Regions from separate parts of the Mus musculus genome. Here all the other regions are linked to region 1. The links are chromatin loops, found by intact Hi-C in ENCODE. Cell type or tissue: left cerebral cortex. All regions are shown on one strand. Links, peaks and the distances in the headings refer to the core of each region. The heading gives the core; the rest is flanking DNA.

Region 1 (4,492 bases), core at 280-4,279:
TCAGGAGAAGTTAGAAGAATGGCTGTCTGTTCTTCCAGACTCCTCAGCAATGTACACAGTAACCTGCCCTGAATGTGACCACTGTCAGCAAGATTTAGTGATTCCCCATTGTAGTAGCTTACTAGAAATGTTTAAAGGAAGGAATGCCACGACCATTGAAGGAGAATTTCTCTTTGAGGAGATACAAGGGGGATTTGGTTAAAAGACATAACATGAACTTCAGAGGAAGTTCTCACCAGGCTGAGATCCAATTCTAGGTTAACTATTTCAACCTGAATCAAAGGGGAAATGCTGGCAAGGCTAACAAAGAAGTTTAAAGTGCCCTCAGGTTCCGGAGGAAGTTGGACAGTTAGGCTGGTACTTTGCAGAGAGTACAGAAATGATCAAGTAACCAGCCAGCAGAATGTGAGGTATGTGCTGCGGGCCTGTCTTCGTGGTTCTTATAATTTGGCAAAATGGCTTTTTGGATCAGTGAAGCTGTAACATTGGGAGATAGCTGGGCGATGAGAATGAAAATGTGCCCCGCCCAGTCAGATACTTTAACAAAGATTCCTCCCCCACTCCTGTCCCTTTGCATTGTGTTTAGAAGATACCACCAACATTCAGCAGGAGACCCTAGCCCTTAGTCTATACCCAATGGGACAGTAATTCATCCTCTACAGTTTTAAGTTATGCACATGATACTATGAGGTTCTGAGGGATGGGTGAGCCTAGAGCTATGACACACAGCCAACCAGACTTCCCACCATAGTCCAGGACAGCATTCCATGCATATTCTAGGTCTCCAAGGGAAGAAAGGCTCTTCACCTTTTCTTTTTTAATTAATTAATTAAATTAATTAATTAATTAATTAATTTATTTTTTCCTCACCTCTTCTACAGGAGTCTCCCCTGTAAAACAGTGCTCTTTAAAATGGGTTGATAGCCATCATCCTTCTAGGAATTGAGACAAAGTCAGTGTCCAAACAGACCATCATCTTGGTCTTGGCTTGAAGCTAGTTAGTCATGTGACTTGTGTCCCAGAATGACCTTCTGGGTCCTGGGATGTCTTATGGGCTGCTTATTCTTCATGGAGGGTCTTGACAGAGCCCCTTTCTTTCTTGGGCCTTCCTAATTTCCATTTATCTCATAGGAATAATTGGTCCCCTCTCCAGGGGATCAAACCTGTTTGCTCCACATGACTCTTAGCTCTAGGAGCTCATCTCAGTGTAGCATCAACGCACACAAAAACTTCTTGTTTTGCTTTTCTTTGTCCTCTCCTCGAGTATATAAGTCCTTCATAAAAGGAAGGCAGCCAGCAGAGATCACATCGGACCAATGGGGCCAATCCTGGGACTTCATAGATGTTTGGAAGATGAGCCGATGCTGGAATCACGAAGGAACACAGACGCAAAGAGCATCCATTATGATGGGAAGAGTCAAGAACATGCCGATGTCAGGTAGCTTGGTTAGAATTCCAGTCCTGTCCCTTGTCAGTTAAATGACTTTAGACTCTTCTAAACCTTAATTATCTCACTTGCAGAATAACAACCACAGCAACGATAGCAGCCTAGAAAGATAATTACTTTGATATTATTGCAGATACGTCAGGACTGAAATGCAGTAAATGGGATAGTGTAATTATTTAGACTAGAGTTTGGCACATTCTAAAGGCTGAGCTAATATTAACAATACTCTCACCCCCTTGGTGTCAGCCTAATTCTTTCTCTGCTGGGGTACATTTTGAAGAAAAGAACTATTACTACATTTGGAAAAATTCTACAATTCTTATTTGAGAACGATAACATGGAATTTCTTTCCAAAGCAGCCACCAGTATCTCCGAATCATGTGGAGTCATTTACAAAGATGAATAAATATTTATCGCGCTGACATTGGCATGACTCCCAGCGTCAGAGGGTCTCATTACCAGGAATGTTTATGAATGGCTTCTCCCGAGCCATGTTTTACCGGCATAAAACTCACCACTAGGTGGCAGCTGAGAGAGAGTCCCCGGAAGTGAAGGCAAACACACCCTTTTGGCAGCTGCATCCGAGGCTTTGCTGTTCATACCCAAACAACTGACTCACCCAGTGAGCAGCGTCAGCCTGGAAAATGACAGGCACTGATTTCAACGGCCAGTGAAATATAACATCCCTGGGGCCAGAGCAGAAAGACAGATCTGGAAGCCTGAGAGCAATTTCCACGGAAATAAGAGAATTAGGGCTGCTGACAAATGAAGACACAAAAGCTTATAAACTACTTAAGTCTTTATGATAAATCACGTCCCTAGATAAAGAAGACTCGTATAGTCACGATTCTCCCGTGCACAAAAGCCTACGGTGACCATGATGGGTTTCGCAATTAGTAATGGGTGGGCGGGTAGGAAGGAACAATAACCTGGTGTTAGAATTTCTAGGGAGAACTAAGCAAATAGCACTCATCACACTTTCTCTGTTCATAACACCGACTAGGGAAAGAGACTGTCAGTGCAGTGTGACTATTGATGATATGCAGAGGACAGAGGGCATAGCACCGCAGGAGAGCTGAACAACAGCGGTAACATTTCCTTAAGCACTGACTCTGCAGAACCCTGTCTGCCTTCCACGCTGTCTCTCTCACCCTGCCAACTCCACTGCCTGGCAGCGGTGATTCATATCCCCATTTGACAACCAGGGAATTGGAGGCTTTCAGAGATTAACTTGCCTAAAGCTGGAGTTCGATTCCATATCCAAGATTCAAATCTCTGCAGTCTACCAGAGCTATGGTAACAGGAAGAAATCCAAGGTGGTCAGCAGGATTTGTGCACGTGTCCCAGCCTTCTTTGCTTCATCTCCTCCTGTACGTTTTGATGCTCTAATTAAGCTGCAGTGGGGCAGCATTATGGGCTGGCCTGAAGGCTACCAGTGCCGAGGTTGCACAGAAGATGGGGGCACCAGAGGATAAATAACAGTGCCCTTTTATTATCTTGAGGGTGCCTCCTCAAAATAAGAGGGCCATTGTAATTTCTTGTACTCCAAGGATTTGTGTGTGCCCCCTTGGCCACTAGTCACCATGACACATTTGCCCTTTCAATTCAACCTAGACTTTGGCTTCTGTGCCAAACATACTGGCAGAGGTCTACACGGTCTCTTCAGACCCAGAGGATGCTGTAAGAATCACCACCAAGTACTTTTCTTCTGACACTTCACCTGTTTGTTGACCTGACATTCCCCAAAGATCCAAGCTGACCCTCCAACCCCTTATTTTGTCCCTGGCTCCTCATTTCTGCCCAGTGCTAGGTGCAAAAGGGTGCTCATGAATGAAAAGATTCTTAGATTAGATATCTTTTCATTCTGTTTGCTTTCAGGGAAGATGGAGGGGAACTCCAAGCCATGTAATTTGTATTTAAAGCAGGAGCAGGCTCTTGAAGTACTGGCTTCAGGTCACAACCCTTGGGAGCTGACCCATGAGCTCTGAGACAGGATAAAAGTCTGGGATACACTTACCGTTGCTGAAGCTGTTCAAAGAACAGTGTGGGATATTACCTTCTCAGCTTGCTCAGGGGCCTGTGGCTGCTCACCTGGAAGTCCCTGTGTATATAAAGGTGACATGAAGAGAGGACTCCCTCCCACACAGACCACCACTACCACACACACAGGTACCATTGCAGTATTTCCTCCAGTGCTAAGCAATAGCTAGAATTTCCCCTAAGAGGGTGACAGCCCACACAGGTTTGCATTGGCCACAATAAACTTCCAGGCCATTTGTTTTCCTGTGATGTCATGACTCCAGCTTGCCCTAGCTCTTCCAAACCTTCACAAACATGGATGCACTCATTTCCAAACCCACACGGATACAGTGTTATAGTGTCAACACCACGCTCAGAACAATGGCTTAGAGTCCTCTACAGGTACAAAGTCCTGCAGCAAGCTCGTCTCATTGCAACCAGCATTTGCCCTCTGCCGAGATCCCTCCCCGTGCCCTCCTCTGTCCCCCATCTCATGCTTCCTACAAAGGCAAAGCAAAATGCACATTTTCATTCCTGTGTCTCTAGAGGTCTCAAATGAATATTGTCGATAGATTTTTCTGCTTCTAGGAAGCCAGAGGGAATAAAATAGCACGGTAAACGCCAGCTCTCTGTCACCCAGCTTTATCACATGTTAACCTTTTGGTGTATTGTCCTAGATTAGAGTTGTGGTTGAGGATTCCTGTGGGGAGTGGGAGAGCTACAGTCCACCTCTCTCTCTCTCCCTCTCCCCCTCTCTCTCCCTCCCCCCTCTCTCTCCCTCCCCCCTCTCTCCCTGTCCCCCTCTCTCTCTCCCTCGCCCCCTCTCTCCCTTTCTATTTTATTGTTACTAATTGCCAGAAGTCTCTAACTCCTGTTTCAGTGTTGATTTCTGCCACCCCCAAGGCTTTAAAATATTGGCTACTTAGATATGGAATCATAAATAGATACAACATTTCACTTAACTATTCTAACATAGAAATGAATCCTCCTATCTTTATGATTAGGTAAATTTTATCCACTCAGTGA
Region 2 (4,492 bases), core at 316-4,315, 420 kb after region 1:
CCTATTACTAATACTGTGTAATGTGAGTACAGATACTAAAATATGAATGTTAAAACATACCCAAAATGATTATTAGCATCATGCCTTAGAAAGATTCTTCATATACTGTTAGTCATAATCCCTCAAAGGAGGTGGTATTTACCAGTTTCTTAGCTGCAAAATCATTCTCTGCCCTTTGTACCCATTGTATTCTGTACCAGGGTTCCACTCCTGTTTTAATGTCCATTGACAACCCTTGCCTGGGTCTGTTCTTGTTGTGACTGATGGTGCTAAGTGGTGATGCCTTACTTTATAATTCAACCTTGTGGCACTTGCTTGTTGGCAGTAGTGACGGATTGAAATTTTTCTATGGAAAGTTCTGGAACTCATCTTTCTTCCTATGGCATCACTCTAGGATATATTTTGGCTCTTAAATTTGCCCAGTACTTGAATTATTTAATAATTACAGTTAGTAGAAACAAACCTAAAATTATAGTGGGATGCTGAAAGTTACCTGGATGTGTGAGAGCAATGCAAAGACCCAAGAAAGTCAGACAGAGCACTGTCTTTGACTAGGTTCTCACAGGCCAGTTGTTACTTAGAATGCTGGAGTTACTAAAATTCTCATTCATAATTACATAGTTCATGACAAGGTGAAAATGTGGGCATCATTTCTAAAATCAAAATGACTCCCAGATTGAATTTTTTTTTTCATTTCTGTGTTAAAATCTATCTCATTTTTTTCCTTCCTGGAAATAAGTATTTGTTATCTTGTAGCTTCTGTTGGCTAGGAATCCAGGAACCAGTGGTTCAGATTTAAAGACTTCTGAAGTGGAATCATTTGAAAGGTGTTGACTTCCAAGTTCACTCACCTGGTTCCTCCCTGGGCCCTCAGATCTCACCACAGATACTTTCCCATAATATGCCTAGGGCATTTCTGCTGTACTCTTTACATCAGAGGAAACTATTGGGAATAACTTAGGGCTGTCAATTACAAGCACACTTAATGTGAAGACACACAGTTCTCCAACAGAGAGGACTTCTCAGTTTCAAAGTGTTTAGTCATTTCACTGAGCTTGTGTTTTGCTCACTGCTTGATTCAATGTGTTATCAGGTAATGAACATTAGATCTTTGTGTTCTCAGGTCATTGCTTATAACTCAGAAGGTAAAAGCAATCCTAGCGAAGTGGTGGAATTCAGTACCTGCCCTGATAAACCAGGAGTACCTGTGAAGCCTTCAGTTAAAGGGAAGATACACTCGCACGGCTTTAAAATTACTTGGGGTAAGATGTTCATTTTGTGTTTGATAAAAATAATTTAAATATGAACTTTTCTTTAAGACCAGCCTTGTGAAAATAAAACTGTACCTGTTGCTAGAAATTTTTCCCATTCATCCTTAGAAGAGAAGAAGAAAATCCATAAGCAACTAGTTCAAAACTCAAGTTCCTGTTTTGTGGATGTAAATGTCCAGATGGATAAATTATTGTTATTTTAAGCCATGCGCAGACAATGGCTCATCGTGTGTGTTGTTAGATGTTGTAGCACCTTCCTATGGGACAAAAGGCAGACTCACAGGAGTTGTTCAGAAGAAAGGGATACTGTTGATGGACACAGTATCTGTGGAAAGCTGTGCTCACAGATACTGACTAGGTTTGACACTAAAAGAACTAGGTGGGTGGGAGGGAGGCTGCTGTAAGAGGATAGACAGGGTCAGCTTCCTGTGAAAGAGAGATTGCTCAACATGGAGCCAGCAGCATTGCGTCATCTTGGCTCTCAAGTCAACAACAACAAAATGGAACATTTGCAGAACATCTGCCCACTTACATATGGGCAATCCTGCCTTGGAGACAGTTGAAAAAGTCACCATATGACAAGTACAAACTTCAAGTTCCCTTTGGAGCTACATGAATGGAATGTTGTGCAGCCACTAAAATTGTTATAGACTCAACTGTTTTTTGTTTTGTTTTGTTTTTAAGATTTATTTTTTATTATACATAAGTTCGCTGTAACTGACTTCAGACACGCCAGCAGAGGGCGTCAGATCTCATTATGGGTGGTTGTGAGCCTCCATGTGGTTGCTGGGATTTGAACTCAGTACCTCTAGGAAGAGCAGTCAGTGCCCTTACCCTCTGAGCCATCTCACCAGCCCCTAGAGTCAACTTTATATGGGTAGGTTCAGTAGGAAGACTGATATATTAATTGAAAAACGCTGACAGCAGAGTAGACAAAGGATGTGTGAATAGTAATTGTTTCAGGTAATTCTTTTCCCCCTATAACTATCTGTCTTTGTATTCTGTCTATTGGGATTTCCATAATACCACTTTTGTTTGTGATAGATCCACCAAAAGACAATGGAGGGGCACCCATCAATAAGTACGTGGTGGAGATGGCAGAAGGTTCTAATGGTAAGTATAGCCAGTACAGCTGATAGACATGTTCTGTTTGCTGACATAAACACAGTTTTGCTGCGCTGCAAATTGTCCTTGATTTGGTGATGGCAGGGGTGAGGGTGTTTGTGGCAGCTATGATTATGCCCATTATGATGCACTTCAGATAGTGACCTCTGGAAATACAGTGGGTCAAATGTCAGCCTCTATTATGTTTTCTTTCATTCTTTTTTTCATGTTTATATTGTTTAAACCTAGCATATCCAGACTCATTTTTAGATACTATATATTTAATGTTTTTATTAAAGAGTAGTTTATTAAGTAAGGCTTATACCCATGTGTACTAGAGGAAAACTAGTCTCTGGAGGTTAGCCCTAATTAAGGTTTTTATGACATATGAACTTTATGCTTGAGTCACCTGTTCATCAGATTTTATTTCTATAAAAGGCACGCTTACTGCAAAGAAAGGTCTTAAAATTATGATTAAATGTGTTATGATACTGATCCTTTATATTCTTTGTTATTACTGGGCCAGGAGACACATTTAATATGCTTAATTAAAAACAAATTACCAGTCTAAGCCAAAGATTGTACAGAGATATTTCAGTTCAACAAAGCCATTCAGATTTGTGTTGTAGACCACGTGCATAAAGAAAATTAAATCTTTTCCAGGAAACATAAAGTTAGGCTTGAATTGTTTCTGACAAGTTACATACACACTTTTTTTTGTTTTTGTTTTTTATTTCTTTTTTCTTTTTTTATTAGATATTTTCTTTATTTGCATTTCAAATATTACCCCCTTTCCTGGTTTCCCCTCTGAAAATTCCCTAAACCCTCTCCCCTCCCCCTGTTCCCCAACCCACCCACTCCCATTCCTGATCCTGGAATTCCCCTATACTGGGGCATCTCCCATTGATGACTGACTAGGCCATCCTCTGGCACAAATATAGCTAGAGCCACAAGTTCCACCATGTGTTTTCTTTGATTGGTGGTATAGTTCTAAGGAGCTCTAGGGGTACTGGTTAGTTCATATTGATGTTCCTTCTATGGGGCTTCAGCTCCCTGGGTATTTCTCTGGCTCCTTCATTGGGGACCTTGTGCTCCGTCCAATGGATGACAGTGAGCATCCACTTCTGTATTTGCCAGGCACTGGCAGAGCTATATCAGACTCCAGTCAGCAAGCTCTTGTTGGCATCTGCCTAGTGTCTGGGTTTGGTGGTGGTTTATGGGATGGATCCCCAGGTGGGGCAGTCTCTGGATGGTCTTTCCTTCAGACTCTGCTCTGAACTTCGTCTCTATAACTCCATCCATAGATATTTTGTCCCCCATTCTAAGAAGGAAGGAAGTATCCACACTTTGGTCTTCCTTCTTCTTGAGTTTCATGTGTTTTACAAATTTTATCTTGGGTATTCTAAATTTCTGGGCTAATATCCCCTTATCAGTGAGTGCATATCATGTGTGTTCTTTTGTGATTGGGTTACCTCACTCAGGATAATATTCTCCAGATCCATCCATTTGCCTAAGAATTTCATAAATTCATTGTTTTTAATAGCTGAGTAGAACTCCATTGTGTAAATGTACCACATTTTCTGTATCCATTCTTCTGTTGAGGGACATTTGGGTTCTTTCCAGCTTCTGGCTATTATAAATAAGGCTGCTATGAACATAGTGGAGCAGTTACATACACACTTAACTTAGTGAAGCCTGAGATGCCTACCCTCTCCAGAATACCACAATGTTAACCATTACTTCGGAGCTGATTGTACATAATTCTACACTTTTCAGGAAACAAATGGGATATGATCTACAGTGGCACTACCAGGGAACATCTTTGTGACCGGCTGACTCCAGGCTGCTATTACCGCTTACGGGTTTACTGCATTAGTGACGGAGGGCAGAGTGCGGTAATGCTTATATGTACATGTTTGTTCGTTAATTTGGACCACATGGAGCAGGATCAGCATTTCCTGCCCTCATTGGTGAAATGTGTGGACAAATCTGCAAGAGTAGTTTTTTTGTAACCTGGGTGACTATTGTTACACTTACCAGAATATTCTAACAGGTTATTTTACTCACAGTCTATATTTAGGTAAATCCTAGGATGATATTTGATATTTATATTTAGC
Region 3 (4,492 bases), core at 352-4,351, 410 kb after region 1:
CGCTCCTTACACAGGTGTGTCGCTTCTTAGCTGCTTCACAGAGTTGGATTCTACTCAGACTGCTCACTGCTTGAGCGCCCACGAGTCACTTAACACTTCTAAATGTTCTTCCTGTAAAAAGACAGGTGTGCATGTTTTGCCTGCTTTTGAGAGCAGTGAAAATCGAATGAGATGAACATGAAAGCATATTGTATTTCTAAAGTAGCATACAAGAGGAAACAGTTCCATCCAGTTTCTAAATTAGCTGAAAGACATCCTAAGGAGCACTTGAATGGGTTGCTTTGCCAGCAATACTTAAAAGATAGTTTATCTTACTTTCAAAACCTTTCCGTCTTTTTTGTCTAAAATGAAAATGACATAGAATGAGAGACCATGTGTGCTTTTCATACATGCCCAGTGGACACTTGTTATCTGAGTAGCTGCAGTTTCAGGCTCATCTCTGACTCCTCCTTTACCTTCAGTTCTCCAGCAGTTAGCAGGACTGAATATTTGAGACCTGTGCTTCCCTGCCCTATCCCTGACACATGCACATCACTCCTCACACACGAATTTTAGAGTAGTTGTGTGTAGGTCCACTTTTGTTTCTTTTAGATAACCTTTTTATAATTTACCTGGCCCCAATAACACAAACAGCCTTCTAAAGCATTGTTTCTACTACGTTCTTTCTTGTTAATTGCCAAGCTGCAGTTGTCATTTCTGCTCACTTAGTATTTTCAGGACTTTCATAGCTGCCTACTAGTCTCCTGTAACCCTTGCTCGCTTGCTCTCGAGCGTATACACATACACACACACACACACACACCTACCTGGTTCTTATGAGAGTGAAATTACCAGGTTTTCCTTAAAAGTTAGTTTTCTGTATAAACTTAGGAGTTAAATCACTCCCGAATTAATCACCTACTCTCCTGCCTTAGGAGATCTAGATTAGATTTTTCCTAACCCTTCAGGATCTGTTAAAGCAGTAGGCATGGTGGTGTGGTGGCATGGGGCCTGCCTACAGTCTCAGCACCTGGGAGGCCTAGGCAAGGAGAAGCTTGAGTTCCAGAACACCTGGTCCAAGTGTATGACAAGACGTTGTGTTTTATATTACAAAAACAACAACAAAAAATTCTTTTTGAAATGAACTTCTCAGATGATTTTCTATTGCTCACTCCAAGTAAGCATTTCTCAAATGGCTTACTTAATTTGGATATATATGTAAGAATAAGAGTCTAGCTTTTTAATAAAAGTAGAGAGCAAACATTTTTCTGTAACAAAGGGCTGCAAAAAGAGTCTGCCCTAAATTTCTCTTAGCTGTATTTGCCAAGCTGAACATAGTCCTGGAAAGGTCTGTGTAGGTGATAGTTAGAAACAGAGCTCGGCTTCTCCTTTAGATAAATAGTGTTTAGGTAACAGTACTTCCCAGTGCTGTTCTTAGTTTTGATAAGAAGTGCATGGCTATATAACATCTTAAGCTTAGGGTTGAGTCCAGTGAAAGAAGCAGGAAAGAATTCAGTATTGGCCAAGCAAGTTTTCTTCTCATGATTTCCTACTTAATGCTTTCCTACTGCCTGTCTTTGTGAAGTGCAGTAATGAACCACAGGCCTAATAGGTAGATGGATTTCAGAAGGCCGATCAATGCCAGTTAGTCTAGCTCCATAACCACCTCCTTAGTCCTGTTGACCTTGGCATTCTGTGGGGTCAAGACACCTAATGGGATGTGCATGAGCACACACATGCATGTGACAGGAACAGTGTGCTTATGTTTAAACAAAAACAAAAGTCTGTCCCATCTACCAGCTAATAGCCAGATAGACACTGTTTAATGTAGAGTCATTTTAAGTCCATTGAAGAATTTATGACAGCATTACAGTAAGTAAACTTTTGTGTTCCCCTAACTTCACAAAAGCAGAAAATATGCAATTTGGAAGTTATTCAGGCTTGGAGAACTTTCAAAAAGAAAGTTATATTCACAATTAGGCTTGTTTTTGCTGTGATGTGGTTTAATTTTACATTTGGAAACAATAAGAATATATATGAGGGACTGGAGAGTTGACTCAGCGGTTAGGAGCACTGACTGCTCTTTCAGAAGTCCTGAGTTTCAATTCCCAGTGGCTCAGAACCATATGTAATGGGATCTGATGCCCTCTTCTGGTGTGCCTGAGAGAGTGACAGTGTACTCATATACATGAAATGAATTAATTAATTAATGTGTATACACACACACACACACACACACACACACACATATATATATAATCTTTTACATTGTATTCATCCCATGCGTTCCTAAGTGTGCTTGCCTTGATACTCATGTGACAGTCGAAGGGTACTGTGAAGTCAGGCCTCTCCTTCCACATTTATGTAGGTTCTGGTCACAAACTTGGGGTACAAAGCTTACATACCAAGTGCCTTTACCCTCAGAGCCATCTCGCCAGCCCCATTCCTGTGCTAATCTTTAGACTATGTCTAATTCCTATACCACTTTCTCTTTCATTAGGCCACTGCTATAAGAGAAACATACTCTTTCTCAGAATTATCCAATAAGAGTGTGCATGTATAAAGCAATTAAAACCTCTTGTGTTTTTTCCTCTTACAACTCCTCTTCTACATATGAACAGAAAACAAACACCAAAAGGCAGCAGTAAGTTTACTTGTATAGTACATTTCAGGCGTCTTTGAGCACTTAGTATTTAACAAACTACTATAAACTACCACCCAGCTTTTCTTTTTTCCATACCCTTAGGTATCACCAATATATTAATGAAACTTTTATCATTCTTTTCTCATTCTTTTTAAATACATGAATAGGGATGCTTTAAGAGGCAGCACCAGTATTAGAGGCCAGCACCTGTGTTTCCAGCTTGCTGCCATCAGTCATGCTGCAGTGAACATCTTGAAGTGAGTGTACTTGTGCACTTTTGCAGTTTGTAGGGTAGTGTCCTGAGAGAAGAAAATACTGAAGTGAAATTCTTAAATCTAAAAGTAAATACAGTCTGGCATGGAAGTATACAGGTTTATAATCCCAGAACTGAGGAGGCTGAGGCTGGGAACTCACATTCTGGTTTAGCCTTGCCTGTATTGTGAGACCTGAGATAGGTAGACAGACAGACAGACAGACAGACAGACAGATAGGCTGACCATAGATAGATAGATAGATAGATAGACCGACCTGAGATAGGTAGACAGACAGACAGATAGGCTGACCATAGATAGATAGATAGATAGATAGACAGACAGGCTGACCATAGACAGACAGACAGACAGACAGACAGACAGAGACAGGAAGGTAAATAAGTAGAACAAACTACTTGTTTCCCAAATAGCCCTGAGACAGAGGAGGGATAAGGGAAGGAAGGAGGAAGGAAGACACTACTTGTTTCCCAAATAGCCCTGAGCAAGGGCTGTAACAGCATACATTCCTATTCTCATTCTACATGCCCATTTCTCTGGACCCTCAACATACTAATCCTTAGCTTTTTCATATTCTCCTGTCTAGTGGTTAGAGCAGTGTCTCATTGTAACAGCTGCCTTTTAACTGTGCTTACACCTACAGTCTTTAATGTGTGGTGCATTTGTGGTTTGTCTCCTTGAAACATTAATGCCCTTCGTTCATTTTCTTTTAATCCATTTTATTTCCTTCCTGTTATATACTTGGTGAATATAAAATGAACGCTCAGATAAGTTTAAAAGTTACTTTCACCCATCGTTTAATGTGGCACTGTACAGCCTGGAATGGACCACATCAATCTTTCTATTTTGTCTGCCTTTCATCTTCACAACAAATTCATCTCCCCTGGACATAGAGCATCCTGCTGTGAGCTGTTTGGGGTAGTTTAGGCTGCTACTGCTTTGTGCAGTTCTGTGCCCACAGAGAGCTCACTACTCATTGTGCATGTGCATTTGATTCATAGTGCTTTCACCTGTTGCCATTTTGTTTCCTAGGCCTCAGACATTCAGGCAAGGACTGTCCTGCTCACCTGGTCGCCACCATCCAGCTTCATTAACGGCGAAGTGAACGAGACAGCTGTACCAGAGCTCTTCAATTATGAAGTCCTGGTTTCCAGCACTGGGAAGGAAGGGAAATACAGAAGTGTTTATATGTAGGTGTTTTCTGGTCCTGCTCTTCTATGTTACATGGGTTAACAGTTTGTGATAAAGGGCTTATTGCCAATTATATTATGTATTCTTTTTTTTTTTTTTTCCTTTTTCAGAGGAGAAGAAACAAGTGTCACTTTAAATGATCTCAAACCAGCCACAGATTACCATGCAAAGTAAGGACTGTGTACCCTTGCTTCCATGTGACAAGCACTGCAGAGGGCGAGAGTCATTAATGATTGCCTTTAAAATCTAGAATTATTATCATTTCTCAAAATCATCCACAACACTTAAAAATATTTAACTCAAATGTAAGTGGTACAGTAAGGGAAAGAGCTAATTACCCTGTCAGATGAAGGGTTAGAAGGACTCTGTAGAGGATCTGCAATATTTGCTTTAGCACTTCCAGCTTGCC
Region 4 (4,492 bases), core at 284-4,283, 380 kb after region 1:
GGTTTTTTCTAAAAGAAATAAAGAAAAAATTGAATATGAATGGTAGATTAAGAAAGACGATAGGTTTAGTTTATGTTAGGTAAAATGAACTAGGTATAAATCATTGATGGTACCTTTAAGAATTGGGATGGGAAGTTTTTCATATTTAAGGCAAATGACAAACAGAATTGTACCCACTTTTGCAGATTTTAAAAATAAGTAGGCCCTTAACAGTAATGTAATCACTCTGCTTTGGGGTAGCTTTTGCCTAAAGCTTGTCAATTCTGAAGGAGCTGTTAGGTGTAGCTACAGTTGTTCAGGTACAGCTTTCTTGTGCCAGGTGGACATGTTATGTACTCCTATAACAGGTTTGCTTCTTCCCTGGACACAGTCTGCTTTGCTGCATACAAATTTAAGACAGTTTGCAGTTAATTTTCTAGAACTTTCTGAGTTAGAAAGTACTGTTGGACCTGAGAGGTAGTCAGGCATTGTGTCAGTGAGTGTCCAGGGTTTAGAGTTTGATGCAGGACAAGCAACATGGTGCTGCCAGCATTGTGGATCTGAATATCAGTACTTGTGTTTACTGTCTATGTATTGGGGGTGTGGCAGGTTTGTGTTCAGTGTTGAATATATCCCACCATTATTTTAGATAAATGTACATAGCACTGATAAATTATCTTTTTAAAATCTAACTGTGTGGCATTTCTGCCTCCGAACTAGAAAATTTACTTAAGTAGTCAAAGTGATCACGTCATAAAGGAGTCCTTTGTGAAACTAAATGATGACTTGTTCCAGCAGCTATCAAAGTAAACTGTGAGCTGAGTCCAGTGGCACATGTCTGTAATCCTAGCATTGTGGAGGCTGAGATGGGAGTGTGGGTGCATCGCCTGAAAGTTACTGCTCTAATAGCCACAGAGAAACAGAACACCGGGTTTAGTTGTTCTGCTTTGAAGATGCCTGTCTGCTTTCTTTCATTTCCACATCATCTTCATCAATCTCTGTCTGGCATTAATGACTTGACACAAGGTTCAGCATGGCAGTGGGTGCAAAGAGCCTGCAGTCTAAGCTTAGTACATAGAGCTCAGTAAAGTTTCCTTGACTAAGTAAACAAATGCAATTTTCAATAAAATCTCTAGTTCTCAGCCAATTTCCACATTTTATAAATAATATCTAGGGCGGATCTTACAATTTAGAAGGCTAGTTTACTGGTTTATGTGAATTAGTTAATGAATAAAGTGACCATTAGTGTACAACTGTTCCCCTTTCTCCAGAGAGCAGAAATGTATTTTGAATGAAGCCTTTCTAAATAGAGATTTTAAAGAGGATCTCACAAATGCTGTTTAGCAAATTAATAGGTAGCATTTACTTAAATTTAGAATTGTGGTCCTGCTTTCTGTTATGTTTTTCAAGGAAATAAAAACAAAGGTAGACTTAATTTCCTTAAAGACAAGATCTAATGACTCATGGCAGTTACTGACAGTGAGAAGCATTTCAATGTTCATGTGATGTATATCCTAAGAAATGAAACTGTTAGCTTTTAAATTCCAACTGAACCACTTGAGCAAAGTTAAGTTCCCTCTGCCTCATTTTCTCTCCGGAAAATGGGTAATGTTAAATTTAGTTGCTTGATTAAATGATTATGAAGAGAAAAAGTACATTTAAAACGTGGCTTATAGTATTAGTGTTCATGAATTATGATTAAGATAATACTTAGAGGGGCTGGAGGGGTGACTCAGGACTTAAAAGCACTTGTTGCTCTTACAGAAGACCTGGGTTCAGTTTCTAGCATCCACATGGTGCCTCACAAGCATCCATAACTCCAGTCCCGGAGATCCAACACTCTCTTCTGACCTTCACAGGCACCAGACACATAGATAAGCACACATGAAGGCAAAACACTCACGTAAAACATAGTTTTAAGGTAATAGTCAGAAGACCTTCATTTACTTGGAGGTTGTGCTGTTACTTAGCTGTAGAGCACTTGCTGGCCAGGCCTGAGCACTGCAGCTCCGTGCATTTTCCAGGTTTCTTTTGGACAAGTGTGTAGGTGGCACAGTGTACTGCAGAAGTCTGCACTCGCTCTGCTTACTTTCTAGTAACCACCTCGGCCTGTTCTTGCTCTCTGTCCTTCCATCTCTACCTTCTTCCCTTCTGCATTCCCTCCTTTTCGCTATTTAATGTTTCCTCCCTTCCTGCTTCTCTCTTGTCTTTCTTCTCTTCCTCTTCTCCCTCCCCTTTCTTTTCAGTTCCCCTTATTTGCCATGATTTAGTACTTTTATTCTCGAAGCCCAGTATCTTAACGTTTTCCGTTCTCTTTCTTCAAGGCCCCCATCCATCGCCCCAGGTAGCTCTGATCTCCCCTCCTCCTCCCTAGAAAAGCTGGAATCTGGATTTTCTGGGACCTCCTTGTTTTTCTTTCAGTCACAGTGGCCCTGACCAGTGATACCATTCACTTCACCAGCAGATTCTCTGCATGTAAAAGAGGTCATTCCCCACTCCCCAACATTTTTTTTTACCAGATCTGTTGATCTTTCAAATGATTATAAACTGGAGCAAATGAAATACTGCAGTCTAAAGTTACTGGGAGAAAAAAGATCCAAATGAGATATTTTTCTAAAAAATTATTTAAAACAAGTGATGTTTTGTTCTAGAAAGAATAAAACTTCAAGAGTACTTATTTTATTCTTAGAAAGTTGAAGAGAGAATAAGATCACATTTATAAAGGTTATCTGGAAAGATGATACCATAAAAGTAAAAGACAGAGTGCAAATGAAGTTCACATTGTTTAGAATATATTCAGGGAAAGCAACCTTTTCTCAGAGGAATGCACATGTACATTCCTCCAACTGTACTTAGCCCACAGACAGGACCCCTCTACACTGTACAAGTCTTTACCCTTAAGAAGCCCTCAAAGACCTTACTATTCCTCCTCTCACTACTCCCCCTTCTGCCTTTGAGTTTGTGTGTGTGGTGGTGGTGGGGGTTCATTTTCTATTTCTAATTGATTTTTATTTTTAAATACAAAGTTCAGTTTGATTTTCCTAGTTGCACAATCATTAGAGTCACGTGGGGTATTTGTACAGTAAATAATGATTTGAGATTATAAACTGACTATGTTGGAAAGCCTGTAAATCTTAGGTTTTAAGTGATAACCATAAGTATAAAAACTGAGCAAGTTTGAGAACTGTAGCTGTACTTAACGATAATACATATACTTCATAAAGTAAATGTTACATAAAAACTCACATGTGTTATTATATATAACTTATATTAAAGTGTTACATAAAACATAAAGTAAATGGTATATAAAAACTCAGAAATGTTCATTTCTTTCCACCGTATAAGATTACAGCCACTATTAGCTTAATGTTCAGCTTAGGTGAAGTAATCATATTGTTCTGCGCCTTCCTAAGCACTGATGGATTATTGCATCATTTCTGTAACCCATTCAGGTCCTGCTCAGGTTCCAATGATGTCCCCAAATGGTTCCGTGCCTCCTATTTATGTGCCTCCTGGATATGCCCCACAGGTATGCGTTTTGTGTTTTATTTCGCTGTGTGTGTGTGTGTGTGTGTATGTGTAGATAGTTAATAGGTAGGTAGGTAGGTAGGTAGGTACTTTCCTTGACATTGATTCTGGTGAAAATATGCTGTGAAAGGTCTGGATATTATCCAGAGGAGTATCTTCAGTAAATCCATTTTAAATATTTTACTATATTTGTAAAGGAGGGAAGAAAATATTGGTAGTATTCACCACTCAGAGTTACCTTTGGGCACTAAATTCCAAAAGAAATTTTAGTGTTTTGTCTCCTTGAATATGCAAATTGTGTAACTAAGTTAAATTGCTTCCATGGAGCTCTTTAGATGATTGACTTTTTAAGTAAGCCAGGCTAGTGCTTCCAGCCTTGTTTCATAGAACTGTCTTCAGGTACTTCCAGTAATCAATTGGACACATTGTGGGAATAGAATTTGTTTCCATGTCTCCTTCTAACCCAGGCTGACCTCAGACTTAGTCTTCCTGCCTCCTGAGAGGCTGGATTGCATATGTTTGATGCTGTACCTGCCTCTTATACAAGAGCACTTAAGACTGCAGGCCTGAAGCTGGGCGGTGGTGGCACACGCCTTTAATCCCAGCACTTGAGAGGCAGAGGCAGACAGATTTCTGAGTTCGAGGCTAGCCTGGTCTACAAAGTGAGTTCCAGGATAGAGAAACCCTGTCTCAAAAAAAAAAAAGAAAAAAAAAAGAAAATAAAAGAAAAAGAAAAAAAGACTGCAGGCCCGAGACTGAGGAGATGAGGAGATCACTGTAATCCACACTGAAGCCCCTCCTGCAACGCTGAGGACTGACGGATATCATTGCTGTCTACACTGTAGCCATTCCCTGCAGCCCTGAGACTGAGATCAGTGCCATCTGTACCATAATTGCCAATTTGAAGAATTAAGTATAGCTAGGTCAGATACACAGGCAAATGAAATTAAATTATAGAACTGAGGTGCTCAGTGTTTTCCACTAC
Region 5 (4,492 bases), core at 260-4,259, 280 kb after region 1:
GGCTTAAGGAAATTGTCGCCGCCTCCGCTTCGCTCTCCGCGGTGGCAGACGTCAAGGTAACGGGTTTCCACTAGATTCGGCTGGTCCGAGTCCAGAACCTTTAAGCTGTGCGTTTCTGAAAGACGTAAATCTGTTTCGTGGGTGCTAGAAAATGCCGGGGCTCTAACCGTCTGGGAGTGGGAAGGTCTGAGCCCACTTCGGGGCGCTTCCCCGTCCGGGGCTTGCCTCTAAAAGCACCTGCCGGCATCCTAAGTTCTGGGGCTTGCCGAGAGGGGCTGACACGGTTCGTCTCTGGGGGCGGTGGGTGGGGGGCGCTTTCTAAACTGCATTCGGAATGGCGTGTGGGGCCCCGGATACGTCAATCATCCGCACAGTTCCCGGGCTCTGGGAGAGCGGCACCGGAGCTCGCATGCCACACACACTTGCGGGCCCGGGAAGCCTCGGCTTGCGGGGCGGCGGGCGAGCGGGTTCGGGTGCGCGCGCTCGAGCTCGTGTGTGTGTGTGTGTGTGTGTGTGCGCGCGCGGGGGCTCCGGGTCCAGGCGGCCGGGGGCGCCGTCGGCGGGGCTCGCGCAGCCGCACTGGGCGCGCCGACTCCGGGCTCCTCCTCCCGGCTCCGTAGTAATCATGGCGGCGGCGGCATTCGCGGTCCCTCGGGTGAAACAGAAAGCGGGAGCTACGCGGAGAGGGAGCGAAGAGCGGGGCTGAGGCGGCGGCGCCGTCACTGCCGGGAAACACCCCTCCCCAACAACCCCCCTCCACAGCAGTCAGCGCAGCGGCGGCCGCGGGAGCCCCGGCCCACCGCCAAGCGAGTGAGAGGACGAGCCGGAGCCTCGCAGGAGAGACGCCCGGGGTGGGGGATCCGCCTTCCTTCGCTTCGGAGCGGCGGGATTCGGAGGTGAGAGCCGGCAGGGGGACGCCGGAGCCCGCGTCGGGGAAACCGTTAGGCTGGGGCTGCGGGCCGCGCCGCCGGAGGGCTGAGCCCGTCGGGGAGGGCGGGCGGACGGGCGACGCCCCCACGCGAGGCCGCGCCGTCCGCGGGGTGACGGACCCGGGACGCGGCGGGGACGTGCGCGACACCTGCCGGGGCTCGGCGACAGCGGAGCGCTGCCTGCGCACCTGAGGGTTAAATCCTCGAAAACACGCCCTTCGGGTCTGCGCCCGCCTGCCTGGCCGCCCGGGCGGCCGCCGCAGCCGGTGCCTGGCGGCTCCTCTTCCCCAGGTAAGGCAACCACCTGTTCGGTCGGTGGCGAGGAGGAAGGGAGGCTGCGGTGCTCGCCCAGCTCGGCAGCCTGCGTGGGTGAACTTTTGACACGACTCTGGGAAAGGGCGGCACGCGCTGGGTGAAGGAAAAGGAGCGAGTAATTTCGACGTCAGATCGCTAGCGCTTGCTGCTTTTACCGTGTGTGATAGGTAATTGTAGTTTTATTAAACTATCACCTTTCATAAAAAGCATTGGGGGGTATTCGTGTGTGTGTGTGTGTGTGTGTGTGTGTGAGAGAGAGAGAGAGAGAGAGAGAGAGAGAGAGAGAGAGAGGGAGGGAGAGAGAGAGAGAGATTGCTGAGGGTGCTAAGGATGGTGAGCTAGAGATTATTTATTTTAGTGAGACTGTAAGTTCCTTTGGGCACCTTCTCGGCTGTCCGTCTACTAACTGACAGTGGCAGGCGGACAAGGCTTTCCCTCTTTTTGTATTATAATCTTGAAGTGCTCACGGGTAGACTTTAAAAAACACCGAGCCACATAATGATGTTGCTGCATCCTATTGTGGTCTGTTTCAGTTCTTGAAACCCAAGTTTGTGCGTGTTGTAAGAAGCAAATAAGCATCGCCTCTCAGCCTCTTGGCTAAGATGAGTTGTAAGAATGAAAGAGCAGTTGAAGCTTTTCTGTAATATTTGAATCACTATGCTTTTGCCAGTATCAGTACGAAACATATGCCAGTCAAAACCGAGCCATATGTCAGACAGAAGCAAATTGAGATTTCTGGCTCATATCCCGTGTTTAGATAAATATTTAGTTTGTGTGTATTTGCGGAGTGTGTAATTCTTGTCATCTCGGAAATGTTGTTTAAGTCACCTAAAAATGTTCCAGAGAGATGACCCCCCTGCCTTCTTAACATTTTCTTGTTTAAATTGATTTTTTTTTTCTCAACTAATGAGATCAGTTACCCATGGAGACAGGTGTTGGGCCTATTGGAAAGCAATGATAAGGTCTTTTAAAACATGGCTTTTCGTTGGGTTTTTAAAAAAATTTAGTCCTCTTGTAATTTACCACTAATAACATCCTCTGAAGGGAGGAGAGAAGATAAGGGGATAGGGAGAAAAATCTTGTTTAGGTTTTACGTTTAAAAATTTTAGCATTTTCATATTAAATTTCTCTGTGTTGTTTTATCTTCATAGATCCTCTCCAGGCTTGCTTTGTAGGTTAAGTGGGACGTTTTTCTCTCAGGCTGCTTCCCTTTGGCCACCTGTATGCCTCTGCCTTAACTCTTTCCTTTTCCCCTTCTGTCTGAATCCTCGTCACCAGTGGTCAGGAAAAAGAAACTCATGCTTAATTAACACTAGCCTCAGGGAAGCATGATTGTAAGGGGAATTTTCTTCTCCCAAATTAATGGTGTGCATTTGAAAACACAGATTTTGTGTGTGTGTATGTGTGTGTGTGATGTGTCATCATTTCCTCTTCATGTAATTGAGAGATGATTTATTTTACCATACATTTAATGATTCCTTTTTACATCTCTATATTTCTATAAATTGAATACAAATGAAGAAAAAAATTCTCTGCTTTCCTTGTCTAGTGAGATGTAGGCTGAGAGATTCTGGAAAACACAGGAGAAAAATAAAGAATATTGTAATGGATATTGTCTTTTAGCTTGACTTCAGTAAAAGACATTTAATTTATGATTTGTTCAGCCATAGCTTAGACTCATATGTAATATTTCTACTTGAAAATATTTATATTTTTGGCATATATATGGCTTATTCATCTTATATTTTGCCTGTAGTGTTAAAATATCATTTGATGATGTAAACAAAATAGGTATTTCAAAGCAAAACATTCTTACTGCATTTTTTTTTCATGAAAATGAGTTTTGGGTTTGTCTTGGTTCATGATATAAGGACGCGCATATGATTTCCAAGTTTATTAGCCTGGTATTGATAAGCAATTCGTTGGTTTTTGTTGTTAAATGCTATCTCTAAAACAAGAATTACTAAAATAAGTTCTGAGTGTTTAAAAAAAAGTCAGCTTTAGAATTCTGTCCATTGAGTCCTATAGTACTTTAGTTGATCACTTTGGTACAACATGTGTATCAAGAGTGCCTTATTACAAAGAAATTGATGACCCACAGAGATAAAGGGCACATTTTGTTCTTTTACATGTATTGTGAGTGTTTATCCTGTTTAATCCTCTAGTCTTTATTTCAGAGTTCTTTTTATATCAGTATCCTTAACCTTCTCTCCAACTGGTTGGGTTTTGTTTGCCTTAATGTATACTGTGTACATTTGCCATGCGGCCTCTGGGCTACCAGTAACTTCTTTGTGAGTTTCATCTTCTGATGATCCCCATCCCCTATCAACCACTCCCAAGCTTTAGGCTAGTTTTCTGCACAAGATAGCTGCTGCACGATAGTGCTTGGGAGGAGATGGCTTAGACTCAGAGAATGATGAGCTTTTATTTAAAGTAAGGGATACAAAAGCAGTGGGATGTGTTCCTTCAAGTAATTTACAAATTATCTGAGAAGTGTACAATAACAAAGGAGACCATTAACAAAAACTTAGCACAATATCTTTAAAGTGTGTAGCATCCACTGTGACTGAAAGTGCTGTGAAGGAGGGCTACAACCGTCTGGGCATTTGGAGTGAGTCCAACTTGAAATTTAGGAAGAGTTTCTGTGTCAGAGGAAAACTCATTCCAAAAGAGAGTGACAGGCAGAGTTGGAGGTAGTAGTGAGAGGAGAGGTTCTGGAGCATCCAAGGACAAGTGTGAAGAAAAAGAAGATCAGGCAGAGGTTGGAGCTAGGCCCCATGAGGTGTGAAGAGTCAAGTAGGAAGAAGCCCTGGAGAAGAAAGTTTGCTTGTCATCAGCAGGAACTTGGCTATGAAAGTAATACAGAACCATATACCACTTTGTTTTGTTTTCACCATTTTTAGTTAGCATACAAAAAATAGAATTTGACATGACATTCTCACGCATATGTATCATTTACTGGGCTCATTTTTCTTCCCCACTACCATCTTTGGACCCTCTTCCTTGCTAATTGCGGGTCTCCATTTCCCCCAAATGCCTTTTCTGCTTTCATTGTGTGTGTGTGTGTGTGTGTGTGTGTGTGTGTGTGTGTGTGTGTGTGTGTCTGGGTGTATGTATATATATGTGTGTGAGTGTGGGGGGGTGAGTGCACATATTTCTGTATATTCCATTACCCTCTCCTGCTCCCACCTCCCTCTCACTTAATACCCCTCCCAGTCACACTTATGCTTTTATGCCATATACAGAGA
Region 6 (4,492 bases), core at 304-4,303, 94 kb after region 1:
AAGGAGCTTCAGTTGAGGAAATGCCTCCATGAGATCCAACTGTAAGGCATTTTCTCAATTAGTGATCAAGGGGGAGGGCCCATTGTGGGTGGGACCATCTCTGGGCTGGTAGTCTTGGGTTCTATAAGAGAGCAGGCTGAGCAAGCCAGGGGAGGCAAGCCAGTAAAGAACATCCCTCCATGGCCTCTGCATCAGCTCCTGCTTCCTGACCTGCTTGAGTTCCAGTCCTGACTTCCTTTGGTGATGAACAGCAGTATGGAAGTGTAAGCCGAATAAACCCTTTCCTCCCCAACTTGCTTCTTGGTCATGATGTTTGTGCAGGAATAGAAACCCTGACTAAGACAGGGAGTATGTACAACTGAAATAAAGATGGCTCTGAAACCCTTGCCTTTATGTATCTTAAAAAAAACAAAGGTTCCCACCTTCCCTCCAGTGAATGGCATGATCCCTACACTATAACATTTATAGAAAAGGAGCTGGCTGGAAAGTCAAACTGAATCTTTTGTAGCTGGTGGTGTGAGGGGGTAAAGCAAACAGAGACATGGATCACACCAGTGGTTCCATTTTCCTGGACTACCATGTCATTAGCATGCAAGCATGACTGGGAAGTTTCTGCCTTAAATCTTCTTTTGAGCTCCTTCTTTCTCCTTCTCCTTCTCCTTCTCCTTCTCCTTCTCCTTCTCCTTCTCCTTCTCCTTCTCCTTCTCCTTCTCCTTCTCCTTCTCCTTCTCCTTCTCTTTCTTCTCCTCCTCTTCCTCCTCCTCCTTCCTCTTTTCTTCTTCCTCTTCCTCCTCCTCTTCTTTGTCTTCTTCTTCTGACTTGAGAGGTTGTGTTTATATATTTATGCATACATATATGAAACTAATAATCATAAAGAGAGGATCAATTTGAAAAGGAGTGAGGAAAACATGGGAAGGATTGAAGGAGGGGGCATAGTTAGGACTGAAGGAAGGAAAGGGAAGAAAGGAAGTAATCTAATTATATTTTAATTACAAAAATTTAATATAAAACTAATATATAGATGGATTTAAGATTCAAAGCATGCAGAAGTATCCAACAGTTTGGACATGATCACAGGACTTATCTGTGGTTACTGTCTTCAGTCCTAATGTATGTACTCTCTTTAAACCATTCAAGTTGGGCTCTTCTTCCTTCTACTATATTGAAATTCTTTTAGGGAAAGATACCTAGGCCTCCATCTTGCGTAGTTAAGTGGCTTTTAAAAACATCTCAACGTCATTAGAAATAATAAATCTCTCCTTTCTTCACAAACGTTGGCTTTGTTTTGCCCACTTCCATCTGTCCACTGTGTAAGACAATAACAAAGAGCCAGCTAGTCACCTGAGCTCCTACTGCCCTTACCGAGCAATGGGAGCTTGCTTTCTGGTTTCCCATTCTCTCTGACACCTTTCATGTGGGGATGTGTCTGTCAGTCCATCTTGAGGTTTCTTCTCTAAAACACTTCCTGACTGGCTTCCCCCTGTGCCTTGGCTTCAGTTGTCTGTTTTGTGATGTGTTAAATCTTGATTGTCAGCCTAATGGGATTTAGAATCTCCATGTTAACAGCTCTGTGCGGGCCTGTTAGGGAGCCTCTAGGTTGGGTTGAAATGGGAAGACCCCTAAATGTGGAGAGCGCCATTCCATGGATTGGGGTCCTGGACTGGAGAGAGAGAGAGAGAGAGAGAGAGAGAGAGAGCAAGCGAGAGAGAAAGAGCTGGGTGCCAGCATTCATTTCTCTCAGCTTCCTTACAGCAGATCCAATGAGACCAGTCACCTCAAGCTCCTGTTGCCATCTCCTTCCTGACATAATGCACTATATCCTTAAACTTTGAACACAAATGTATTCTTCCTGCCATGAGCATCTTCAGGAAGTGGGTGTGTGATGGAGACTGCAGGAAACGACACAGAAAGATCTCTCCGTTTAAGTGCCTGATGTGCTTCTCTTGGCCTCTCTGGTAACACGTTGCTCTGAGTCATAGCAGGGATGGGAAAGAGAGGTAATTTTAGCTTCCGTTTGGCTATTTTCAATTAAGAGCCAAGAACAAAGCGGAGTTGAAGCCTCTTTTCCATGTTAGAGTGCATGGAAGCCCACCATTTTCTACTCCTAGTCACCTCCTCAGGGAAAGGTGTGCCTTGCTTCCCTGGAGCCAGAGGAAGGTACTGTGACTAAAAGCTTAATCATTCCCCCCCCCCCCCCTGTCCTTTAGAGTGGCCAAAGGCAGTTGCTTTCTTGGGAGGAGAGATTTCAATGCCCTTGTTGGAAAAAAAAAAATCATGATTTACCACTGACGGCCGCAAGCTCCTTGTGTTAGGTTAAAAACATATGTTTCAACTCACAATGCCCAAATCATGTCTTAGACTTTCTCTATCCAGAGGAACCAATGCTATTTCCAACTGAGCATAGACATGCCTATAACACAAATATCATACATTTCAAGATAATGAGTTTTAGTTTCTTTCCCCAAAAGGACCAAGGAACTTGGCTATCGATTATATATTATATTATGCTTGTAATATAATATATAGTATATATGATTATATATGTGTGATTTATATATATATGTTCTATATATTATATAATATATATTATAATCAACTCCTGGTTGTTGATTATATATGATGATATATGTTGATTATATATGATAATCCCAGAGGCTTTAGAGCTGATGCCCTTTGATATCAAAAGGAAGTCATGAGATTCAACAAATGACCTGGATTGTACGGTGTGTGTGTGTGTGTGTGTGTGTGTGTGTGCATGTATGTATGTGTGTGCATGTATGTGTACATGTTTGTGTGTGTCTGTTTGTATGTGTGCATGTATGTGTCTCTGTGTGTATAGTGTGTGTATGCATCTATGTGTGTGTGCATTTATGTGTGTCTCTCTTATGTTTGTGTATGTGTCTGTATGTATGTGTCCCTGTGTGTATGTGTGTGACTGTATGTGTGCATGTGTGTGTGTCTGTGTGTATGTGTGTGTATAGTGTGTGTATGCATGTATGTGTGTGTGTGCATGTATGTGTGTCTCTCTTGTGTTTGTGTATGTGTGTATGTGTGTCTCTCTGTGTGTATGTGTGTGTGCACAGAGTGGAGAGCATAGTATAACCTCCCATGTCATTCCTCAGGAACACTGATTACCTTTTTTTTCATTGGCTTGGAACTCACTAAGTCGGGAGGCCAGCTGGCCAGCTGGTGCCAGGGCCCCACCTGCTTCCCCAGTGTTGAGTTTTCATGTCCGCACTACCACACCTGGATTTGTACATGGTTCTGGGAGCTGAATTCAGGTCTTGGTGGTTACAAGCAATCATTTTATTGACTGAGACTTTTAACAACAGGGTACATAGTGCTGAGTGTGCACCAAAGTGGTGACAATCAGAGTCAGTGGCCTCTGGTTGCTTCAAAAGATGGTCAAGGCTGCTGTAGGTAACAAAGGGTGCTGTAGGCCAAGTCAAGACCAAAGCCCAACCATGGAAAAGTAGCTACTTCTTCTTTTTTTTTTTTGGCATTGTCTTCCTTCAGCTCTGAGCTAGACAGTCCATCATTTTTCTTCATGTAATAATGCTCAGCAGCTTGACCTATGAATGTAGAAGTGACAGAGTAAATGGGATGATTCTGTATGGTCATCGATCTTTTCCACAAGCAGCCGTGACCTCCGGCTTAAGAGATATTTTTCAAACCATACCTCTGGCTGGAAATGGGTTTAAAGGTTTATTTTGAAGAGAATGGATGCCAACTGTCCAGCTTGGCTTTCTAATCTTTTCATCTCACACCAGCCTTCGAGGCTGTCTGAGGCTTAAGAGGTGTGTGGGGCTAACATGACCGAGGAACCAGCCGAACGGTTTTGTTGTGGCTTTCTTTTCAGACAATCCCCCAATGTTGCACCCGCATTCTCAGGTTCCTGTTCCGGACTTGCTAGCCGCGCTGCTCCTTACCGGATGTCTCCATCCTCCTGCAGCAGCCTGGCCACGTCTCTCTTGAGCTCATTTGTATTAGTCTCTGACCAGAACCCCCGTGGCTCACCTTTCATCCCTGCTGACCCTCTCATCTGAGAGGTGCTCGTTTTCTCAGCCTATCTCCCACGGCACTTTCTGTCACTGTTCTGAGAAGTCTCTCCACACTGGCTTCCTAAAGAGCACTCTAATCTACATGCCACAAGTCACTTACCACTTGATAATCCACCACAAATTACCACACACTGACATAGAGTTTTTCTGTTTTTTTTTTCTTCCTAAACTCGTTTTTATTTGGAACAATTTAAGATTCACAGAAAAGTTGTGAAAATGACAGAGTTCCTACATACCCCTAATCCAGTTTTGGTTTTCCCTAAGGGTATATTAGTCAAAACTAGGAAACAAAAATAGTATATTACTATTTTCTAAATTCCAAACCTAATTTGGATTTTGCTTTTTAACGAAAACATCCCTTGTTGTTTGGGGACCCCAGGCTCTGCCACACTGTGTTGCAGTCATCCCTGCTGCGTTGGGTCATCTGCCCT
Region 7 (4,492 bases), core at 319-4,318, 170 kb after region 1:
ATAGGAAAGTAACTAGGACATTGAATGATGGCAACCCAAGGGAACTGAAAGACTAGGGACCATCCCACGACTGAACCTGCTTCTCGCCTAGTAGCAAATCATACTTGTTTTTTAAATCTACAATATTCAATATTGGACTAATAACTGGAAAGGTCCAACTTCAGCTAAGATATGTTACAACTGTCAAGAGAAGAAAAGAAAAGAAGAGAAGAGAAGAAGAGAAAAGAAAAGAAAAGAAAAGAAAAGAAAAGAAAAGAAAGGAAAAGAAAAGAAACGAAACGAAACAAAACTAGAACCACAGCTTGGCTCCTGCTTTCACTCATCATGCCTATGGTGTGCAATGTAGGTAAATGTGGATGGCCCAATAGACAGGCTCATATACAGAACGAGAGTGGTCCTTAGAGTAGGTTTCTCTGGCATGCGTATAACAGCCTGGGCTCCCCTCTCACTTGCAAGGTTTGTAGTTACAAATAACACAAATATAGTCCTATATACCATGTGACTAAATCTTTTAAAGCTAAAAGCAACCTTAAAAATGGTAAATAAAATTTTATCCAACCCTAGAAAATTAAGAACATCCCATAGTTGTAAACTCGGGTTCAACTTTAGAGTTCTTAGACTTCGTAGCAGCTCACACTGAAATGTAAGGGGTTAGAGAGATGCCTCAGTGGTTGAAAGCACTTGCTGCTCTTCCAGAGGACCGGGATTTGATTCTCAGCATCCACCTAGTGGCTCACAACTGTCTATAACTCCAGTTCTAGGACATCTGATCCTCTCTTTGGCTTCTGCGGGTACCAAGGATGTGTAGGGTGCACATCCGTGTGTGCATGTGAAGCACCCATCACATACAAAATTGAAATATAGACCATATCTGAGAAGACCTGGTGCCGCATGACCTGGGCAGGGCACAGAGCTCCAGAGACAACTCCAGGCACCTAGAGGTCCCAGGAAAGCCATACACACTTACACAGTAGTGGCATGGACATTAGTGGAGTAACCAAACACTTTCTGACTGGACTTAAGACCTGACCCACAAGATGAAATACCTTGGCACTGTTGTTGGACTAAGAACCTGTAGCCAGATAGCTCACAGACTCCAGGGGAGAAACTACTATTATTCTGCTAAATAGATATAGTATTAAATTAACTCCTAATGGTCATACCCATAGACAAATACACCTCTCAGTTCTCATCCCCAGAGAAGCTTCTATGTGTGTTAGACAGTGATTAAAACAGAGATCCACCGGGCCAAACGACAGAGGATAAGAGACTGAAGTATCTGGCCCTAAATGGGACATTTGTGTCACATTCTCACCTCCCAAGGCTCATGGGGCCAAAATATTGTAAAAGCCAGAAGTGGCAGATGAGTACAATAAAACTGTCCTCTGAACACAACAGGGCAGCTCTACATCTGCCCTCAGAACAGCCGTGACAGCATGCACAGCCCAGGTCACACTGTGCATAGAAAGGAGAGCGGGGTACAAAGTCCCACCTCTAGCCAAGGAGCTACTGGCAATTGGTAGTTGCTGGGGGATGTAGAGTCTGTTCTCTTTAAGAGTGGTGCATCTGGCAAGTTGTTCCAGCAGAAGGCTGCACATCCAAGACTATGTAGGCAGCACAGCCTGGAAGTAATGTTTTCTAAAAACAAGGAAAGGAAAGGGAAAGCATGCAAAGTTGGGTGGGTAGGGAAGGAGGGGTGGATGTGGGAGGAGTGGCGGGGCTGACCATGATGAGAGCGCCCAGCAAGGAATTCTCAAAAAATTAAGTAAAGAAAGAAAACGCTAAATCTAGGTCTTCCTGTCTGTTTCTCAGGCGTGCCCCCTTTCATGCCGTTCTAAGAACCTCACAATTTCTAGTGTATCAAGTATAAGTTATTCACGTTTACTAAAGTAGCAGGTGTGATGTCGCCTCTCCTCGGCAACAAGAGAGTTGAGGATGTGACTGATCCCTCAATGCAACCAACAAGCAAACGGTTAAGTCTCAGATCGTGGCTGGGAAACAACTCTCTTGGGTTCTGTGTTTTCCACCCCTGCTCACCTCCTCCTCCAGGTGTCTTACTTTCCTTTCGTTCACTTCGGAAATAAACGTTTCCTGGTGGGTAATTATAAAGGAAAAAAAAATTAGAAATGTGATCAGAAATTAGATAAAACCCATAATTTTCCCCCTTCTTTTTGTTTTTGTCTTCTTTCTCCCCGTCCCTTAAACAGGTAGCTGTTACGAAGACTGATGTAGCATTTATGAAATTCGGGAGAGGAAAATATTGCATAAAAAAGTCAGAATGTTTAGTAGTGAGGAACAATCACAGTTTGTACCTATGCTTGCTAGAAAGAACATAAAGGATTCCTAATCCTGAAGTCACCATTAATCCCGGCTGAAGCCTCCCTTGCAGCTGCCTTTATTCCTCCACTAAGAGCTCCCGAGGGTTCTAGCTACTCCGTTGCTGTGGCGACCACTGCAGCCACTTGCTCATTTCAGCTAAAAAACATATTCAAGTTGTCAGACCATGCCACCAGCTGAGCTTGGCTCAGAACAGTAAGGTCGCTGACATTGTCTTCTCAAAACAGCCTATCAATCAAGCACACTGCTGTAAGAGAAAGTTCAGACGGTGTTGCTGTCCAATATAAGAGCCGCTGGGGTCTCAGGGCATGGCAACGGCCTCGGCCATCTCATTTAGAGCCGAAACCTCAATTTTACAGCCAGAAGGTTGGTTCTGGTGGGGTACGTAGAGACAATTGAATGCTGGGGGGTGTGGGTTAAACTCACAAAATAATAATATAAGGAACAGAATGCCTGTTTGTTATTTTTATTAAAATGTGATCAGTGATTCTAGGATTTCCATGTACAATGGACAGCAAGTGATTTGTGTAACATTCTGCACTCCCCCACCCACAAAAAAAGCAGATATGAATTGGATGTTAGCGTCTGACAACCAATGTTAGGGAGGTAAATCAGGCTGCTTTGGTGGCTGTTTTCCTGCAGTCTCGCAATTCGATTTCAAGCATTTTCTAAGTTCATTGCAGTACATTTGCCTGTACAAATCATTGTTCTCAAAATAGGGCAAACAGAGAGAAAAAAAAAAATAACTATCTTGGATGCATCCTGAGATAGTTCGCTGTTTGTGTTAACTTAGCTTTAGGTGTCCTCGGCGTTTCAGGTCGCCATTTAGCAGCTGTTGTTTAAAATGTGTTCCACACAGGCATCCGCTTAGCTTTTGCTAGTATAGTCTGTGTTCAGTTTTGGAGAATCCCGTATGAAGTACAGAGAACACTTTAATACTTTAGATTTTAAAAGAAGAATCCAGAGAACATTAAAGGGGGAAGAAAAAGACTGATAGTATGAGTTTGATAAAGTGATCTCTAATGAGAGATGTGGTTTTAAATATGTCATCAGATTCTACTATGTGCTCAGAGATAAACGACAGGCAGCATTTGCAATAATCATCCTGAAAAGGAAGGTGCCATGAGTGATGTCTCTCGCTTGGTGGTCCTGTCGAGTCCCAAGCTTGAGTAGGGGCAGGACCAGTGGATGTTATGTGATAATGCTCCCATGATTGGGTTAATTAAAAGTGGAAGTGTCCTGGTAGGCCTGCTTAAGCTGCTGAGCCCCTTGCAAGAAAGTAAAGAGGCAAGGACATGACCCATCTGCCAAAGAATATATAGTCAACATGATATAAAAAATAAGATTCTTGCCCCGGGATAATGGCTCAGTCAGGAAAGTGTTTGTCATGTATATATAAGGCCAGAGTTTAATCTCCAGAACTCACACAAAAACATAACAAAATAAAAAATGAGAAATAAATTAAAAAGCCTGGTGGTCAACACTTGTAATCTAAGGTCTAGGAAGGCAGAGACAGGAGGGTCCTTGGGAGTCACTGTCAGCTAGCCTAGCCTGATTGAAACCCCCAGGCTCTAACTCATCTCTCAACCCAAAGTAGATGGTTTCTGAGGAACAACACCAAGATTATACTCTGGCCTTCACATGTCTGTGCACAAACATACATGTGTACCTATACACACACAAACACAAATGTGTACCTGTATACATACAAATATACACACTAAAAAAATGTAAGAATTGCATTTGTCACTTGAAAAGAAGCACAGAATATCTGGTTTCTCTGAAAACAGCATACTCCCTTACCAAAATGATTAGATGTGGAGGAGATTTGTGTCTTAATATAGGGTTGTATGTTTATGAATGAGCCCAGATAGTACATCATGGTATATAGAATTTTGCTACCTGTTACAGCCATTCTTGATAAGTAAAACCTATTCAGACAAGGAAGAGAAATAAGAAAGTTTCTGAGAATGAGACATATTTCACTCTAAATATTTACATGTGTATGACTATAATAAAAACATTATGGGGAAATGTTTTAGTCCTCTCTTCAGGGCTGGATCCTTCTCTTCTTGCTTTTCTTCCCCTTCCTTCCTTCCTTCCTTCCTTCCTTCTTTCCTTCCTTCCTTCCTTCCTTCCTTCCTTCCTCCCTCCC

The links. Hi-C counts contacts between places; a loop is a spot of excess contacts. Peaks named below come from ENCODE experiments on the same cell type or tissue, not always from the same donor. Only the 100,000 strongest peaks of a DNase experiment are listed, where the experiment ranks them.
Region 2: it touches region 1 in a loop (2.6-fold over the local background); 9 of 42 quality-filtered maps call a loop at or near these places.
Region 3: a loop joins it to region 1, with 2.5 times the contacts of the local background. A loop is called at or near these places in 10 of 42 quality-filtered maps.
Region 4: it touches region 1 in a loop (2.9-fold over the local background); 3 of 42 quality-filtered maps call a loop at or near these places.
Region 5: a loop joins it to region 1, with 7 times the contacts of the local background. A loop is called at or near these places in 22 of 42 quality-filtered maps.
Region 6: it touches region 1 in a loop (2.0-fold over the local background); 5 of 42 quality-filtered maps call a loop at or near these places.
Region 7: a loop joins it to region 1, with 1.9 times the contacts of the local background. A loop is called at or near these places in 3 of 42 quality-filtered maps.

The regions. Positions count from the first base shown.
Region 1 is chr14:72,981,177-72,985,668 of GRCm38, reverse strand. No RefSeq gene overlaps it. Among named protein-coding and RNA genes, the nearest start is that of Gm41208, 31 kb to the left of the region's middle. In left cerebral cortex, for the core only: a CTCF peak has its summit at 1,958 (motif pointing right); DNase peaks (open chromatin) are centred at 2,014 and 2,550; H3K4me3 peaks cover 638 bases; H3K27ac peaks cover 375 bases.
Region 2 is chr14:72,561,376-72,565,867 of GRCm38, reverse strand. Fndc3a (fibronectin type III domain containing 3A) reads left to right here. Exons shown (of 26, transcript NM_207636.2): 15 at 1,124-1,262; 16 at 2,316-2,384; 17 at 4,152-4,270. Among named protein-coding and RNA genes, the nearest start is that of Gm30500, 72 kb to the right of the region's middle. In left cerebral cortex, for the core only: a CTCF peak has its summit at 1,983 (motif pointing right); no DNase peak of the experiment used is centred there.
Region 3 is chr14:72,574,113-72,578,604 of GRCm38, reverse strand. Fndc3a (fibronectin type III domain containing 3A) reads left to right here. Exons shown (of 26, transcript NM_207636.2): 8 at 3,925-4,082; 9 at 4,194-4,253. Among named protein-coding and RNA genes, the nearest start is that of Gm30500, 85 kb to the right of the region's middle. In left cerebral cortex, for the core only: a CTCF peak has its summit at 2,127 (motif pointing left); a DNase peak (open chromatin) is centred at 2,103.
Region 4 is chr14:72,598,082-72,602,573 of GRCm38, reverse strand. Fndc3a (fibronectin type III domain containing 3A) reads left to right here. Exons shown (of 26, transcript NM_207636.2): 4 at 3,432-3,508. Among named protein-coding and RNA genes, the nearest start is that of Gm30500, 110 kb to the right of the region's middle. In left cerebral cortex, for the core only: a CTCF peak has its summit at 1,978; a DNase peak (open chromatin) is centred at 1,973; H3K4me3 peaks cover 1,058 bases; H3K27ac peaks cover 201 bases.
Region 5 is chr14:72,706,122-72,710,613 of GRCm38, reverse strand. It overlaps Fndc3a (fibronectin type III domain containing 3A), which reads left to right and starts at 611. Exons shown (of 26, transcript NM_207636.2): 1 at 611-896. In left cerebral cortex, for the core only: no CTCF peak of the experiment used is centred there; DNase peaks (open chromatin) are centred at 576, 1,163, 1,831 and 3,895; H3K4me3 peaks cover 2,185 bases; H3K27ac peaks cover 1,001 bases.
Region 6 is chr14:72,887,323-72,891,814 of GRCm38, reverse strand. No RefSeq gene overlaps it. Among named protein-coding and RNA genes, the nearest start is that of Gm41207, 20 kb to the right of the region's middle. In left cerebral cortex, for the core only: no CTCF peak of the experiment used is centred there; a DNase peak (open chromatin) is centred at 1,916.
Region 7 is chr14:72,815,064-72,819,555 of GRCm38, reverse strand. No RefSeq gene overlaps it. Among named protein-coding and RNA genes, the nearest start is that of Gm35218, 9.7 kb to the right of the region's middle. In left cerebral cortex, for the core only: no CTCF peak of the experiment used is centred there; DNase peaks (open chromatin) are centred at 1,595, 1,904 and 2,423; H3K4me3 peaks cover 436 bases.